2 separate regions of the Homo sapiens genome follow, and region 2 is linked to region 1. The links are chromatin contacts, found by Hi-C in ENCODE. All regions are on one chromosome and are shown on one strand. Each heading gives the region's core, a stretch centred on a gene start or an enhancer-like site at or near the end of the contact. The rest is flanking DNA. Distances are from core to core; before and after follow the strand shown. Region 1 holds the start of RNF114 (ring finger protein 114). Region 2 holds the start of SLMO2-ATP5E (SLMO2-ATP5E readthrough).

Evidence for each region. A loop is a pair of places that touch in the nucleus more often than their neighbours do. Pooled maps may share reads with other maps.
Region 2: a loop to region 1 is called in a map of CD8-positive, alpha-beta T cell, with 37 times the contacts of the local background. The contact joins the promoter of SLMO2-ATP5E here to the promoter of RNF114 in region 1. A Hi-C loop is called at or near these places in 2 of 168 maps with a recorded cell type or tissue (CD4-positive, alpha-beta T cell and CD8-positive, alpha-beta T cell), 1 of 37 single-sample maps with no recorded cell type and 9 of 50 pooled maps.

Annotation. Positions count from the first base shown.
Region 1 is chr20:49,932,292-49,940,037 of GRCh38, reverse strand. RNF114 (ring finger protein 114) reads right to left here and starts at 3,641. Exons shown (of 6, transcript NM_018683.4): 1 at 3,486-3,641. The coding sequence starts at 3,625. RefSeq lists silencers at 352-646, 2,272-2,566, 2,852-3,146, 3,605-3,794, 4,361-4,440 and 1 more and an enhancer at 3,387-3,992.
Region 2 is chr20:59,039,121-59,046,866 of GRCh38, reverse strand. It overlaps SLMO2-ATP5E (SLMO2-ATP5E readthrough), which reads left to right and starts at 4,021. Exons shown (of 6, transcript NR_037930.1): 1 at 4,021-4,168. PRELID3B (PRELI domain containing 3B) reads left to right here and starts at 4,081. Exons shown (of 6, transcript NM_016045.3): 1 at 4,081-4,168. The coding sequence starts at 4,137. RefSeq lists a silencer at 3,764-4,163.

The DNA of each region.
Region 1 (7,746 bases), core at 2,392-4,891:
CTGTTGCCCAGGCTGAAGTGCAATGGTGCAATCTCGGCTCACTGCAAAATCTGCCTCCCCGGTCCAAGCGATTCTCCTGCTTCAGACTCCCAAGTGGCTGGGGTTACAGGCGCGCATGACCACACCCAGCTAATTTTATATTTTTAGTAGAGACGGGGTTTCACCACGTTAGCCAGGCTGGTCTCGAACTCCTGACCTCTGGTGATCCACCCGTCTTGGCCTCCCAAAGTGCTGGGATTACAGGTGTGAGCCACTGAGCCCAGCCCTATAGTTTTTTTTTTTTTTAGGTGAGAAGGTGAGAAGAGACAAAGTAGAAACCAAACAGATGGCTAAAGGCAGAGGATTGTGAGGGTCTGACTGAAGCAGCAGGGGATGAATTCAGGAAACCATTCACAGAAAGGTAGAATCAGGAGGACTTGATAACTTACTGACTTTGAAGAAAAGAAGTCAAAGATGACCGAGTTCCTATCCTGAAGCCTAGGAAGATGGTAATGCTGAGATAAGGCATACAGAAAGAATGGAGAAGACACCCTGGGCTACTTACCCAACCTGATAGATTAAGACAGTATAACCAAATCTGCCAGAAAGAACTAAAGATATATAATGAAAGGCCATCTTCTGAACACTTGACCATTTTCTACTGCCTCTAAGAATCTCCTTCCTCCTTGTCATTAAGTTAGATGTTAATGCTGTTAGGCAAAATTCCAGACCAGGTACAGAGAAGGTGAGGGAGTCTATTCATTCACCACTGAGGGCAATGGAAACTTGACAAAGCCCTGTTCTCATGATGCTTACATTCTAGAGTGAAGGGAAACACAAATGTTAATTTCAGATAGTGATTAAAAATATGAAGGAAATATGGCAAACAGACCAGCTGGGGTGATCATAGAAAGCTGCTTCTGAGGAGTTGGCATTTGAGCTGGGTGGGACCTGATTACGAGGACAGCCACACAGATCTGGGTGCAGAGCTCCACACCAAGATCACGCCACACACAAATGAGGACTGGAAAGGAAGGCAGGCAGACCTTGGGGGCCATGATGCGGTAGACCATGGTGAGAAGGGCAAGTGATGAGGCAGTAGAGACAGGCAGGGCCTGTGGCCATCACTTGTGTTGCCTGTTCACAAAGGCAGATGACAAGAGGAACCCAAGAGAGCACAGAGGGTCCAGTGAGTATAATGGAACCAAACCCAGCATGCAGATAAAAGCAGCTCGAAGTCTCTTCTCAAGCACACACACAGGTACAGCTCATCTATCAAATGTTCACGAGTCACTTTGTGCCTGAGACATGCCCAAACTACCAGCCTGCTTTTGAACAACTCAAATATCCTGGGATGGCTTTTCAGTTTCTATTTCCTACTTATGCGCCCTTTTCTAGTTCAGCCTTCCGATGCTCCACTCCGTCACAGTGCTAGGAAGAAATTCCCTTCTCTTGGGCACCCAGCCAGCTGCCTTTCTCCAGCTGTATTCTACCAGATTGGAGAACACAGTCATTCAGGGCTTGAAATAAAGTTTTATAAAAATCCAATGCCCCAGCCAGAGTTGCAGTGATGCTCAACTTTCCAAGCACAAAAGGTAAAAATCAACTAGGCACAGGAGAAAGCAGTCGGTTGGAGCTAGCGGGGATTTGGGCTGCCCTCACAGAGGTGCTTCCATCTGTCTTCAATTTGCACTGAACTGCTGATCACGTGGGGCTAGGACAGCGAGGATAGAGAAGAGCCAAGGTTTGAAAACCAGTACTGTTCCTTGCCCTCTGACCTAGGAAAGGTTCACCAAGCTCAAGAAAATCTCAAATTTTGCTGCTCTTCATTTAGCAAACTGTGCTGGGTCTAGCCTTTTTACAAATGTTAATAGTAAATGAAATCCACTGAATTAATCCAAAATCAGGTAAATCTGATCCAAGGATAAGTGGATTCAATGAAAAAGCTAAAGACCACTTCAACTCTCGTGAAGCTTGCTTACACGACTTATTAGTTCATTCAACCATTACCTGATCACTCACCCCACGCACAGAGGTGTGATCCCTGAAATACCCTCCCACTTGCAGAATGAATTTTTACAATAGTTTGACCAGTCATTGGTACTTATTTATAATCAATTCACTGGACTGTAAACTCTGAAGGCAGAGTCTACCCCAAAATCTGGCACACAGAGGCCATTCCAGTCAGTTCAGGGGCAATAAAGATATGGCCACTCCGTCATGAGCTGTTAAGTTTTGCTCTGTGCAAGCAAGGAGAAGGAAGTTAAGTCCCAGAAAGGAAGTGGGGGAAGTAATTTAGATGGGGATGGTATTTGGTGAGGTAACTTAACCTGGGACTTGAAGCCTGAAAAGGGAGGGGTGGGGGGAAGAGTTCCAGGCTAACCGAATTGCAAAGATGAATAGCCTAAAGCAACATGATGAAGCAAAAAGCAGCCAGCTAGGTGCCAAGCACTGTTCTCTGGACTACTGAAATGGTCACCTGCAGTACATCTGGGAAGAGCTAGGCCACGGTGACCCTTCCCTAAGAGAGCCTCGGACCCTCAGTGTATTCACCTGTAAAATGGCTGCCAACCCTCCCCCGCTGCAGGGTGGCTATAGAATAATGCCCATGGAGTGCAATGGCTACTGTGCCCGCTGCCAAGACCAATGCCAAGGTGATCCCACGATAAGCACTGAGAGGGGCCAGAGGAAAAGCCAATTCTGAGGCAAGAAGCAGGTGGCCACGTTGTCTACAATTCTTTCAACTCAGATGTGTTTGTGCGTCTGATGGAACAAGGCTTAGATTCAAATCGACCAACCTGACCAACCTCGAAAGCCCCGGCCACAGCCCAGGACCTGGACTGGACATTTATACACATATCTGCTTTAATCATTATAACCACTCTATTCACAATATTCAGGTCATGAAGGCTTAATTGAAAACTGAAAGAAACAAACCTCCTACACAGGAAGTAGAATGCTAACAATCCCATCTGCCAACTCCCACCCCCCTTTCACAGCTAAGGGCAAACTGGCCAGATCCCCATAAAGACTTCCCTTTTGTTGTTTTAGTCTAGTTCAGCGTTTCTCCCGACTTTAGTGCACAGTAGAATAACTCGCCACAGCTAGACACGACGCCAAATGTCCTATGCTTTAAGAGCGACGTGGACTAGAAAGGAAACGTCGGCTCTCCAAGGGCGGACTTCGGAGCCTAAAGTCCCCGCAGGGCACGAGTCCACTATCACGTGTGGGAAGGAGACTGACAGGCCGCCTGGAACATCGCAGGCGCTCAACAGACAGCAGCTGCCCCGCTAAGACGGGCGGAGGAACGGGATACTTAGGAGTGAGCGGGGCGGGACAGAAGAGCGCCCCGGCAGCTTTCACGGCCCTTAGGAGCCCCGGGGGACACCCCCGGGAGGCCCCTCTGGGTGGGTCCTCTGGCTCCCGCCCTGAGACCCATCTCGCTCCTCGGCTCCATTCCCTTCCCAGTTAAGCGCCCCCCGACCAGGCCCGGGCTCGCCGCTTACACGTGTCCGCAGGGCACCTGTACCGGCTTCTCGTACACCTCTAAGCACACGGGACACGTGAAGCGTCCTAGGGGGTCAGCCTCCGCCGCCGGCCCCGCCAGCTGCGCAGCACCCCCGCAGTCCCGCTGTTGCGCCGCCATCTTGCTGCCGCTCTGCGCCGCGCAACGGCGGCCGATGAGGAGGAGGCCGAGGGGGCGGGGCTCGCGGGGCGGTGAGCGGTTGGGGGCGGGGCTAGCGGGTGGGCCGCCCCTCGGGGCCCCTCTGACGCAAGCGAGCTAGAGGCCGAGGGAAATCTGGAAAACGTGGAAGCCAAATCCAAAGGCTGCCAGAATTGGGACGGGCTCTGCGCGTGGGCCGCTGTTTTCCAAATTTATCGTTAGTTCGGCACCACTTGCACTATCACTATTTATCTTCGAATCAAGTTGCTTTTTCCTTAAATTTATTTATTTATTTATTTAATCTATTTTGGGACAAGGTCTTGCTTTGTCGCCCAGGCTGGTGTTCAGTGGCGCGCGCGATCATGGCTCCCTGCAGCCTCGACCACCGGGGTTCAAGCGATCCTCCCACCTCAGCCTCCTGCGTAGCTGGACCACAGGCAGTCACCACCATGCCGGACTAATTTATTTATTTTTGTATTTTTTGTAGAGACGGGGAAAGGAGGGGGGGAAGGAGTGGTGCAGAGAGCGGGCGGGTCTCACTGTGTTGCCGAGGCTGGCCTCGAACTCTTGGACGCAAGCAATCCGCCTGCCTCGGCAACCCGAAGTGCTGGGATTACAGCGGTGAGCCACAGTACCCAGCCATTTCTTAAATTTAAGCAAATTCTAATAACAGATCTAATTCCTGAGCTGCAAGAAGAAAATCAATATCATTTATTTATACAAAGGAGCTGGGCAAGGTGGCTTACTTCTGTAATCTCAGCACTTTGGGAGGCCGAGGTGGGCGGATCGCTTGAGCCTAGGAGTACTAGAGCAGCCTGGCCAACATGGTGAAACCCCGTCTCTACTAACAATACTAAAATTAGCCAGGCGTGGTTGCCCATGCCTGTAGCCTCAGCTACTCAGGACGCTGAGGCAGGAAAAGCCTTTGACCTGGGAGGCGAAGGTTGCCGTGGGCCAAGATGGCTCACTCACTCCAACAGTCACTAAACTCCAGCCTGGGCAACAAGAACGAAACTCCGTCTGAAAAAAAAAAAAAAAAACAAAAACACAACCTGGCTAACACGGTGAAACCCTGTCTCTACTAAAAATACAAAAAATTAGCCGGGCGTGGTGGCGGGCGCCTGTAGTCCCAGCTACTCGGGAGGCTGAGGCAGGAGAATGGCTTGAACCTGGGAGGCGGAGCTTGCAGTGAGCCAAGATCTTGCCACTGCACTCCAGTCTGGGCGACAGCGCGAGACTCCCTCTCAAAAAACAACAACAACAACAACAAAACAAAACAAAAAAACCCCAACAACAAAGTACATTCATTTCATATTGTGCAATCATCACCATCAGCTATCTCTAAAATTCTGGTCTTCTTGCTAAACTGAAACTGAAATTCTGTCCCCATTAAACAATAACTTCCTCTTCCCTCCTCCCATCCCCATACCCCCAGGCCCTGGCAATTTTCTGTCTATGATTTTGAAGCACTTATAGCTATAAAATTTCCCCTGAGCACTGCTTTCACTGTGTCCAGTAAATTTTGGCATGCTGTGTTTTTGTTTTCATTTGTTTCTCAATATTTTCTCTATTTATTTAATTAATTTATTTATTTTGAGATGGAGTCTCACTCTGTCGCCCAGGCTGGAGTGCATTGGTGCAATCTCTGCTCGCTGCAGCCTCCCTCTCCTGGATTCAAGCAATTCCCTTGCCTCAGCCTCCCAAGTAGCTGGGATTACAGGTGCCTGCCACCACGCCTGGCTAATTTTTGTATTTTTAGTAGAGACAGGGTTTCACAATGTTGGCCAGGCTGGTCTCAAACGCCTGACCTCAAGTGATCCGCCAACCTCGGCCTCCCAAAATGCTGGGATTACAGGTGTGAGCCACCCAGCCTGGCCTGTTTCTGAGTATTTTCTAATTTCCCTTGTGATTTCTTCTTTGATCCATTGGTTCTTTTAAGAGTGTGTAAATTTCCACAAATTTGTGAATTTTCCAGTTTTCCTTTGATATTGATTTCTTTTTTTTTTTAACCCCCCCATATTGATTTCTAGCCTTATCCAATTGTGCTTGGAGAAGATATTTGGTATGATCTCTTTTATTTCTTCTTTCTTTCCTTCTTATCTTTCTCTCTTTCTCCTTTTCTTCTGTCTCTTTTTGTAGAGATGAAGTCTGGCTGTGTTGCCCAGGCTGGTTGCAAACTCCTGGGCACGAGCAATCCTCCTGCCTCAGCCTCCCAAAGTGCTGGGATTACAGGCCTAAGCCACCACAGCTGGCTGATGTCTACCTTTTAAAATCTCTTGAGGCTTAATCTGTGGCCTAACATATGGTCCATCCTGGAGGATATCCCATGTGTGCCTGAGAAGAATGTGGATGCTGTTGTTGCTGGGGAGTGTCTGTACATGTGTTAGACCTGGTTGTCTTACTGTGTCGCTCAAGTCCTTTATTTCCTTACTTGTCTCCTGTTTGTTCTATTTATTCTTGGGAGTGGGGCATTGAAGTCTCTAACTATTATTGTGGAATTGTCTATTTCTTCCTTCAATTCTACCAATTTTTGCTTCATATGTTCTGATGGTCTGTTATTAGGTATATAAATGTTTATAATTGTTATATCTTCTTGCTGTATTGAACTTTTTATTAACATACAATGCCTTCTTTATCTCTTGTAACCTTTTGGACAAGTAATTTTTCTTTTTTCTTTTTTTGAGACAGGGTCTTGCTCTGTCGTCCAGGCTGGAGTGCAGTGGTGTGATCTCAGCTCACGGCAACCTCTGTCTCCTGGGTTCAGGTGATTCTCCTGTTTCAGCCTCCTGAGTAGCTGAGACTACAGGCATGCACGACCACGCCTGGCTAATTTTTGTATTTTTAGTAGAGACAGGATTTCACCATATTTTTTAGGCTGGTCTCAAACTCCTGACCTCAGGTGATGCACCCGCCTCGGCCTCCCAAAGTGCTAGGATTACAGGTGTGAGCTACCGTGCCCGGCCTGGACAAGTAATTTTTCTGATATTAGTATTGCCAGCCCTCCTCTTCTTTGGTCACGCAAAAAGATATTTGCATGAAATATCTTTTTCCATCCTTTCAGAACCAGTCTATAAAGTGAGTTTCTTATAGAGAGCAATACAGTTGAATCATGTTCTTTAAAAAAAAAAAAAAAAAAAGCTGGGTATGGCGGCTCATGCCTGTAATCTCAGCAGGAGGAGGCTGAGGCGGGTGGATCACCTGAGGTTAGGAGTTCAAGACCAGCCTGACCAACATGGTGAAACCCTGTTTCTACTAAAAATACAAAAATTAACCGGGCCTGGTGGTGCATGCCTGTAGTCCCAGCTACTTGGGAGGCTGAGGCAGGAGAATCGCTTGAACCTAGGAGGCAGAGGTTGCAGTGAGTGGAGAACGAGCCACTGGACTCCAGCCTGGGCAACAAGAGTGAAACTCAGTCTCAAAAAAAATTTCTTTTAAATTAATTTTTTTTTTTTTTGAGACAGAGTCTCGCTCTGTTGCCCAGGCTGGAGTGCAGTAGCACAATCTCGGCTCACTGCAAGCTCCGCCTCCTGGGTTCACGCCATTCTCCTGCCTCAACCTCCTGAGTAGCTGGGACTACAGGCGCCCACCACCACGCCCGGCTAATTTTTTTTGTATTTTTAGTAGAGACGGGGTTTCACCATGTTAGCCAGGATGGTCTCGATCTCCTGACCTCACGATCGGCCCACCTCGGCCTCCAAAGTGCTAGGGATTACAGGCGTGAGCCATTGTGCCCAGCCTAAATTTTTCCTTCCTTTTTTCCTTCCTTCCTTCCTTCCTCCCTCCTTCCCTTCCTTCCTTCCTTCGTTCCTTCCTTTGTTCCTTCCCTCCTTCCCTCCCTTTCTTTCTTTCCTTTTTTTTTTTTTTTTTTTTTTTGAGACAGAGTCTCACTCTGTCACCCAGGATGGAGTGCAGTGATGTGATCACAGCTCACTGCAGCCTTGACTTCCCAGGCTCAAGTGATCCTCCTGCCTCAGCCTCCTGAGTAGGTGAGACTACAGGCATGTGCCATCACACCTAGCTATTTTTTCTATTTTTTGTAGTGATGGGGTCTCACTATGTTGCCTAGGCTTTTTTTTTTCTTTTTTGAGACAGGGTCTGGCTCT
Region 2 (7,746 bases), core at 2,772-5,271, 9.1 Mb before region 1:
AGTCAGCACCAAAGTGAGACATGCCCACTTTGTGAGGAGACGAGAAGGTGTTAGGAAGGCCCACGGGGCTCACTGCCTTATTTTAAGAGTCATGTATTTAGCATTTATCAGGGTAAAAATACTGGTTTTCTAATGAAAGTAGTTATATAAAGTTTCCTTTCAAGTGTATTTGTAAGGAAGCTGATTCTGACAAAAACACATGGTTTTTCCTACTACTAGACTCTCAACACACATACGTTCCGACATAGATGTGTGGGAGTTCTCTCCACCAACCACACAATTCTCTAGCAGCCATTACAATTCCAACACCATCTACCTGGAGATGGTATCAAAAGGAGCTTGTTATAAATAATCAAAGGCATCCCTATCATTCAGGAAATCCCAAGGGTTTTAGGAGCTCTGTGACAAGAATGCGGGACAAAGACCAAGTACGTTTCTTCTTAGACCACAGTGATATAAAAAGTCAAGTAGCAATGGTGTGGCAGGCCAGGTCTCACTGATGCAGGCCTCCATAACAACTGTTTCCATGCTGACTGAGTGGTTAAATATGAAAAGCCAAAAGAGTCAGTGTCCTTACACAAAGGCTGGAATGTCACGAAAGCCCACCAAGAGTTTTGTCTAGGCCTTTCCTGGGCCTTGAAGTATGACAAGATGGCAAAGGAATTCTTAACAGAACCTGCTTAGGATTAAACAAGTTTTACTAGGGGTCTGAAGAAACTCCCCAGGCCTCCATAGACACATTTATTAGGGGTCTGAAGGAATTCCCCAAACCTCCATGATGTAGCAGGAGTAATCATCCCAGCACCTGGACCCATTTAGATTAAATAAATTTACTGAAGCTCCAGAGGAAGGTCTTCAGGACTCAGATCTTAGTTATAGATTAGAAGAGGTTAATCACTTATGTCTTTAGATGAATGCACACTTACACATAGACATATAGCTTAAAAGGTATATAAGCTCTGGAAAACTTTGTAATTTTAAGTTGGTCTGGTGATAATTTCCAGGCCTCCTCCCTGTAACCGGTTAACTCTCTTCTCTCCCAGTTCATCTGCATCTCGTTATTGGGCCTTGAGAATAAGCAGCCTGACCATTGATTTGGTCCGGGAACAATGGGACATGTGGAATGAAGATAGGGCAACAGCTGTAAAGGTGGTGTGCAAGTGAGGGGAATTTGGAAATAACAGTAGCTGAGGCCCAGCTGACGATGGAGTGCTTCTCCTGCCTGGCCTGTCTCTGGAACTGGCTAACATGGGGCCACTCATGTCAGTGCTGCCATCTGCCTCTTGCTATACCAACCCCTGATCCCAGCCTCTTAGCCAATCCTCCTCTGCCCACTACCTTCCATAAGGACCCAGAGGCTGCACTTCAAAGTTCTGGGTCTCTTGGCTGTGAACACCCAACCCTTCCTTTAAATATCCTCTAGTTGATTCTTGCTGGGCATGGTGGCTTATGCCTATAATCCCAGCACTTTGGGAGGCCGAGGCAGGCAGATCACTTGAGGTTAGGAGTTCAAGACCAGCCTGGTCAACATGGTGAAACCCCATCTCTACTAAAAATACAAAAATTACCTGGGTGTGGTGGCACGCACCTGTAATCCCAGCTACTCCAGAGGCTGAGGCAGGAAAATCACTTGAACCTGGGAGGCAGAGGTTGCAGTGAGCCAAGATCGTGCCATTGCACTCCAGGCTGGGCCTGGGTGACGGAGTGGGACTCTGTCTAAAAAATAAATAAATATCCTCTAGTTGATTCTTGACTTGTGTTTTGGTTTTGGTTCCTGGCCAGTTGTAAAGTTCCTTGTAGGTAAGAGTTAATGTCTGCATTCTCATCCCAGACACGGAGCTCGGCAAGATCCCAACAGGAGATCCCAGCAGGAAGGGTGTGGAGATGTGTGTCATCCCTGGGGCAAGGGCCATAACTACCAGTCACCTAGTTAATTTCAAATCAAAGTAATGATCTGTTGTTAATGACTTCTCTGTTTCTGTGAGAGGCACTGTCAAGTAATGCAGTGCTTAGGTATCTAAAAACCATTAATTTGCTTCCTCTGTGTCTCCTAACAGAGTCTCCAGGAGATAATCATTATGTAAGTCTTACCCTCCAAATCCAAGCAAGAGGTGGTATTATTTCTACCATGAGGAGACACGCAGAGAAGACAATTGGGTCCTGGATCTCCATCTTTCCATGCCCCATCCCACCACTCTAGATCTAGTAAGTAAAATTAGACTGATATAGTATGTGTGTTGGGGGCACGGGAGATAGGTGTCATTTAATTTTCATGACTAAAACACAGAAATTTTGAACTTGAGAGCAGAATAATGTTCTCTAAAATAAACAGAACAGGAATGCTGAATGGTGAACAGCCTCATGGAACTCCAGGAATAGCAGGGACAGGCTGTTCTGTGCTGATGGTTCTTGAACCAGTGTTTTTAACACCCAGCGACGTTAACTGCATCTTAGTCAAGGCTGAGGTACTCTCAGTAGCCCTTAAAGCATTACCTCCCCAAGAAATCACTCTTAAGTACTGTAGGTTTAAAAAAAGAAAATCTCAGGTACCACAAATTGCACTTAGCAACTACCCAACCATATTATTTCCTTCCTGTCTAATGTAATTTTTGTTTTCCTGTATAAAGGACTTATGTTATTTTGAAAAATTATCCTCCCTCCTAAATTAACCTGGCTTTTTGTCTTTAACAATCAAACAAGCTAAGAACAAGAATGAGGTGGTCCTTCTAACAAGCTTCTAAGTAACTAGATGTAAAGATTTTCCTCCATAACCTTCATTGAAAATGGCAAATTGTTCTGTTAGGAGGTAGACGGCTGTGGAGAGTGCAGGAGAGCAGGGTGGGAAGCCATATTCTGAAAGCTAAGCCAGGCAGTCTGTTCCCTGGACAAGGCTCATCTCTGAATGAAACCACATGCCACCTCCTCCTGCCCCAGCAATTCTTAGTCATTCTTTCATCCATTGATGCAACAAATAATTGTCATTTAGGAAGGGGGAAATCACTGAACAAGTCTGGCAAGAGCCTCGCCCTCAGGGGCTTACAGTCTAGCGGAAGTTACAACAAATAAACTAGATGACTCCATTAATTCATTCATCCCACAAATAGCTATTGATTTTTTTCATTTTTCAATAAGTAGTCATTGAGCCTTGACTATATGGGAGACACTGAGGATGATTTTTGAGCAAGACCGGCAAGATTCTTGCCTTCAAGAACTCAGTTCGATTGTGAATTTTCACAAATAAATTAACAAGATGATGTCAGAGGGGTAAGTGCTATAAAAAATGCAACAGGATATTGTGACGGAGCAGAGCAACAAGGTGAGAAACGGTGACGAGGGAAGTCTCTCTGGGAGAGACATCTCAGCTCAGATCCATCCTATGCACCTAGGGCAAGGTGTGCCCGGCCAGGAAGCTTTTCTACCCGACCCCTGGCACCGTGCTTCCGGACCGCATCCCTCGTAGGGGTATTATTCATGGGCAGGTCTGATGTTAGCTTCTCCGCGTCACGCCTTATTTATCCCCTCCGAGGGCTGCAAGCTCCTGGCGGGCAGGTGGGACTGGCCCAGCTGATCGGCTGGGTGGCTGGTGGATTTGGGAAAACAGCCCGGGCTGACCCAGGAGGTGGCTGGAACTCTCTATAGGGCACCAGGAAATTTTGCACAAGTGACCACCACAACGAACATCTATGTCAGCAGGCTGACCGCATGCGTCCACACGCCTCGAAATGCCAGGCGAGGATGTGCTGGGCCAGAAGGACAAGGAGGGCCAAGCGGGCGCGCAGGCACCTCCTGGACCTGACCCAACTCTGCCCAGAGGTCAAGGCTCGCTACAAGCCCGCCGCGCCTGCGCAGCACAGCGCCCGCGCCGGCCCCTCCAGCTGCCGTCGGCGGCACTGCGCCGGCGCGATGCGCCCGGCGCTAAGAGGCGGGGTTTCCTTGCGCCGCGCGCAAGGCTGGGGCAAAACCCGGGCCGGGATAGGGCGTGGGGCCGCGCGTCTGGACGTCCCTCGCGTCGGGCCCGACAGCGCCTGCGCACTGCGCCGCCGGCTGGGGTGCTGGGGGCGGGGCAGGGGCAGGTGTAGCCTCTGTGCCTCGTTGTCCCCTGGCGCTACCCGGACATCTCTCAGGGTGCCGGCACCATGAAGATCTGGACTTCGGAGCACGTCTTTGAGTAAGTTTGGGGCGCGGGTCGGCTCCGTGGAGGGCAGGCACGCCGGCCCTGGAGTAGAGGCGAGGCAGAGGCGGCCCGCAGGAGGCTTCTAGGCGTCGGGCCTAGCGAGGGGAGCGAACTCTGAAGCCTGCGGGCCCCGGCGACACGGAGGGCAGACCAAGGTCACGACCCCGAGGCGCCCTAGCCGAGGGGACGGCTCCGACCTCCAGACCCAGGCGGCCTTGCGACCGGCAGGGCTACGGGGTCACTTCCGGGCTGTCCCCCACCATGAGGTAGCCTCGGGCCGGCGGCCTCCTGAGGTCCTGGGGGCGTCGCGGAGCACGAAGCCCTTGACAGCACTCAGGGTTGCCCCATCCCGCCCTGTGAAACCACTTTGGGACGTGGACCCGAGGATCCCAAGAGGGAGGTGTTGGTTTTCTCCAGAGTGTACTTTCCCTGGCCGCCGTTTGGGTGGAGTTTCTACCTTCGAATGTGAATTTCGGGTGAACTCTGACCACCAGGATGTGAAGCCTTTTCACAACTCGTTCATCTACGCAGCAGAGCCTTGGATTTGGAATTCAAGGTCTAGCTCTGGCTGTAACAAGCGTGTGACCCTGGGTTACCCATTTTCATCTGAGAGATGGAAAAGGACGATCGTCAGGGCCTACCCGTGTTAGCTCTTTGAGGCCACGTTCAGGAACATCTTTTTGGATAATGTGAACTGTTTACTAACGAAACTAAGCCTTGAACCAGTTGGATGTGGAGAATTATATTCTCTTCTAGGTCCCTGATTCCATTTACAAAAGAGCCACAAATTTAAGCAGCGAAATCCTTTTTTTTCCCGAGTTACCTGCTCTGTTCCGCTGATCTTAATGTCGTTGCCACACTGTTTTAATTAGTATAGCCTTGTAAATAAATATGCTACAAAGCCATTTATGTTTTTAAAACTGTCTCTGAAGGCAAATTTTTTTTAAATTTCTTTTTTGAGGCAGAGTCTCGCTCTGTTGCCCAGGCTGGAGAGTAGTGGCGTGTTCTTGGCTCACTGCAACCTCCGTCTCCCGTGTTCAAACGATTCTCCTGCCTTGGCCTCCCAAGTAGCTGGGATTACAGGCGCCCACCACCGCGCCCGGCTAATTTTTGTATTTTTAGTAGAGACGGAGTTTCACCATGTTGGTCAGGTTGGTCTCAAAGTGATTCGCCCTGGTCAGGTCGCACCTGACCTCAGGTGATTCGCCCGCCTTGGCCTCCCAAAGTGCCGGGATTACAGGTGTGGGCCACTGTGCCCGGCCTCTGAAGGCAACTTTTAAAACGTTGTCCGCATTTGTACTCAGTGGGACACATCCTAGGGCCTGCTGTATCCTGCAAAGTATAGAATACTGGAATCAGAAGGAAGCTTTCTTTTCCCCCTACTGTTTAGTCTTTTTGGGAGGAAAAAGACCCGAAATTTGTGGTCATTTAGATGTTCATTAACCTGGTCGCATTCATCACTAGTCCATTTCAGCTCCGAGGATGTTTAATTTCAGTCCTCTTCCAGGTTTGCATGCTTCAGTCCTCTTCTGGGTTTGCATGCTTCAGAGGTTCTCGGCACTCAGTCTCCCTAGAACTGTCTTCTCCCATATCTTCCCTAACTCTTCTTCCTGGCTCATCCCCTCCTTCCCTCTACACTCTTTCTGCCTTTGTCTTCAGCGCTTCCCTGTCTTTTCCCATTCAGTGTAAATGTTCAGTGAGATTCTGTGTTGGCCTTCCTATATTGGATTTTACCTGTGATCTTAATTTCTTTTTTGTTTCTCTTTTCGTCACAGACTTTTTTTTTGTCCTGGGAGAAGCAGCCCTGATCCGTGCTTTCTCCCCACATAATCTGAGCTGTTTGGTCAAAGTCCCAAATGATAGGTATACATTTATGGCACCCAGATCTGTACCTTGAGCTCCAGCCTCTCTTGAGCTCCGCTTTTCATTTTCAGGTGCCTGTTAGGCATTGCTACCCTCGTGTCCCACAGGCCCTTAAAACTCAGCCTGTCTGAAATTGAAGTCATCATCTCCCCTGACAAATCTGAGCGTTGTTTCTGATCTTTAGGATGTCACTCTCTAACAATGTCTAAGTCATCATTCTACATCTTATCTGTCTTTGATTTTCCAACACTTTTCTTCTGAGGCCTATAGTTGGCATCCAGGTGAAGTCATTCATTGATTCCTTCAACTTATAGAGATGCCCAGTATGTGTCAGCCACTGTTCTTTGGATTGATTACATTTTCATAAGTAAATCAAGACCTCGATGCTGCGCCAGTGGAGTTAATAATGTCCTCACCTCGTTTCAAAGGTGAAGAAGTTGGACCGGTCAGTGAGCCATAGCCAGGTCCTCCTGATTCTACTTTGGCGTGGTCTTTGAATGTCTTCCATTGTGAGATCTTTTCCACGTAATTATGTTAATACAGCTCAGATTAATTGCTGGAAGATTAATCATAATAAGTATTGTTTGTAATGTTTGAGCTGGTTATGGTTCATAAAGCAATCTTGAGCCAAGCTAAGTCAACATCAGTGGTTTCAAGTTGGTTCAGAAAGGAGAGATGGACTAAATTACAAATAATGCATAACCACCCTGAAGTCATGCGATTATTAATTTTTTAGAGAGGGTTGGGGGAAGAGGTAAGGGCATGGAAGCCAGCTAACCATGGCATATGACTGGATGGAGACCTGGGGAGGGTTCATCTGATTTTCATTTTAGAGAGTTGCCTTGGTAAGAATCAGTGCTTGGCCTGTATGCTTCGATTTGTCGGGACACTTCAGATTGATGAAGCAACTCTGCTTATATACCTGCATTGATTGCTGGATAAGGCTGGAGACTAAAGACAGAATGAGGTTCATTGGTACAATATTGTATAGAAAAGAATATTATAATGAAAACATTAAAAATGATGTCACTGGTTGTCCAGGGTTCTGGGAAATTAATGGAGTTGAGATTTTCCTTTTGTCAACGAGATGTAGTTGTCAATCTGAGTTCTCTAAAAGGTTGGAATAATGTCTACTTGTTTTACTTTTAGAAAAATAAAAAGTAATGCTGTGTGGCTTAACAGTCATTGTGGCTTGAACATCATCCCCAGATCTTGTCTTTTTCCTTTAAATGAAGATGAGAGCACAGATAAGTAGTGTAGAAAGCATCCGAATCAGACTGCAGGTGGACTAAGTCACCTTTAATACTGATTGTACTTAATAAGGGGTCCTTTTGAAAATGATATTTTTTGTACAAGTGTCTTATTCACAGAAGTTGTGAAGTGAACAAAGGTTGCATCACATTTTGAATCATCCAAGCACATGTGCCTTTTTGAAGAAAATAAAGATACTGCAAGTTCTCAAGTGATGTGATATTATTACCACTTCAATACTAGGTGATAAGCAAGTGCTTATTATATTAAAAGAGAATATTAGAAAATAGTATATTAGGAGTGCACCTTAAGGACATTTTATTATATTGAGTGACCTTTTCAAAACAGAAATCAGAATCACTCTTTTGAGAAAAACAGTAGATAAAGATTGACTGGAGGAGCCATTGTTATGTATTACATTAAAATGAAGGGAAAGTTCAATAATTAAATCAATGCTT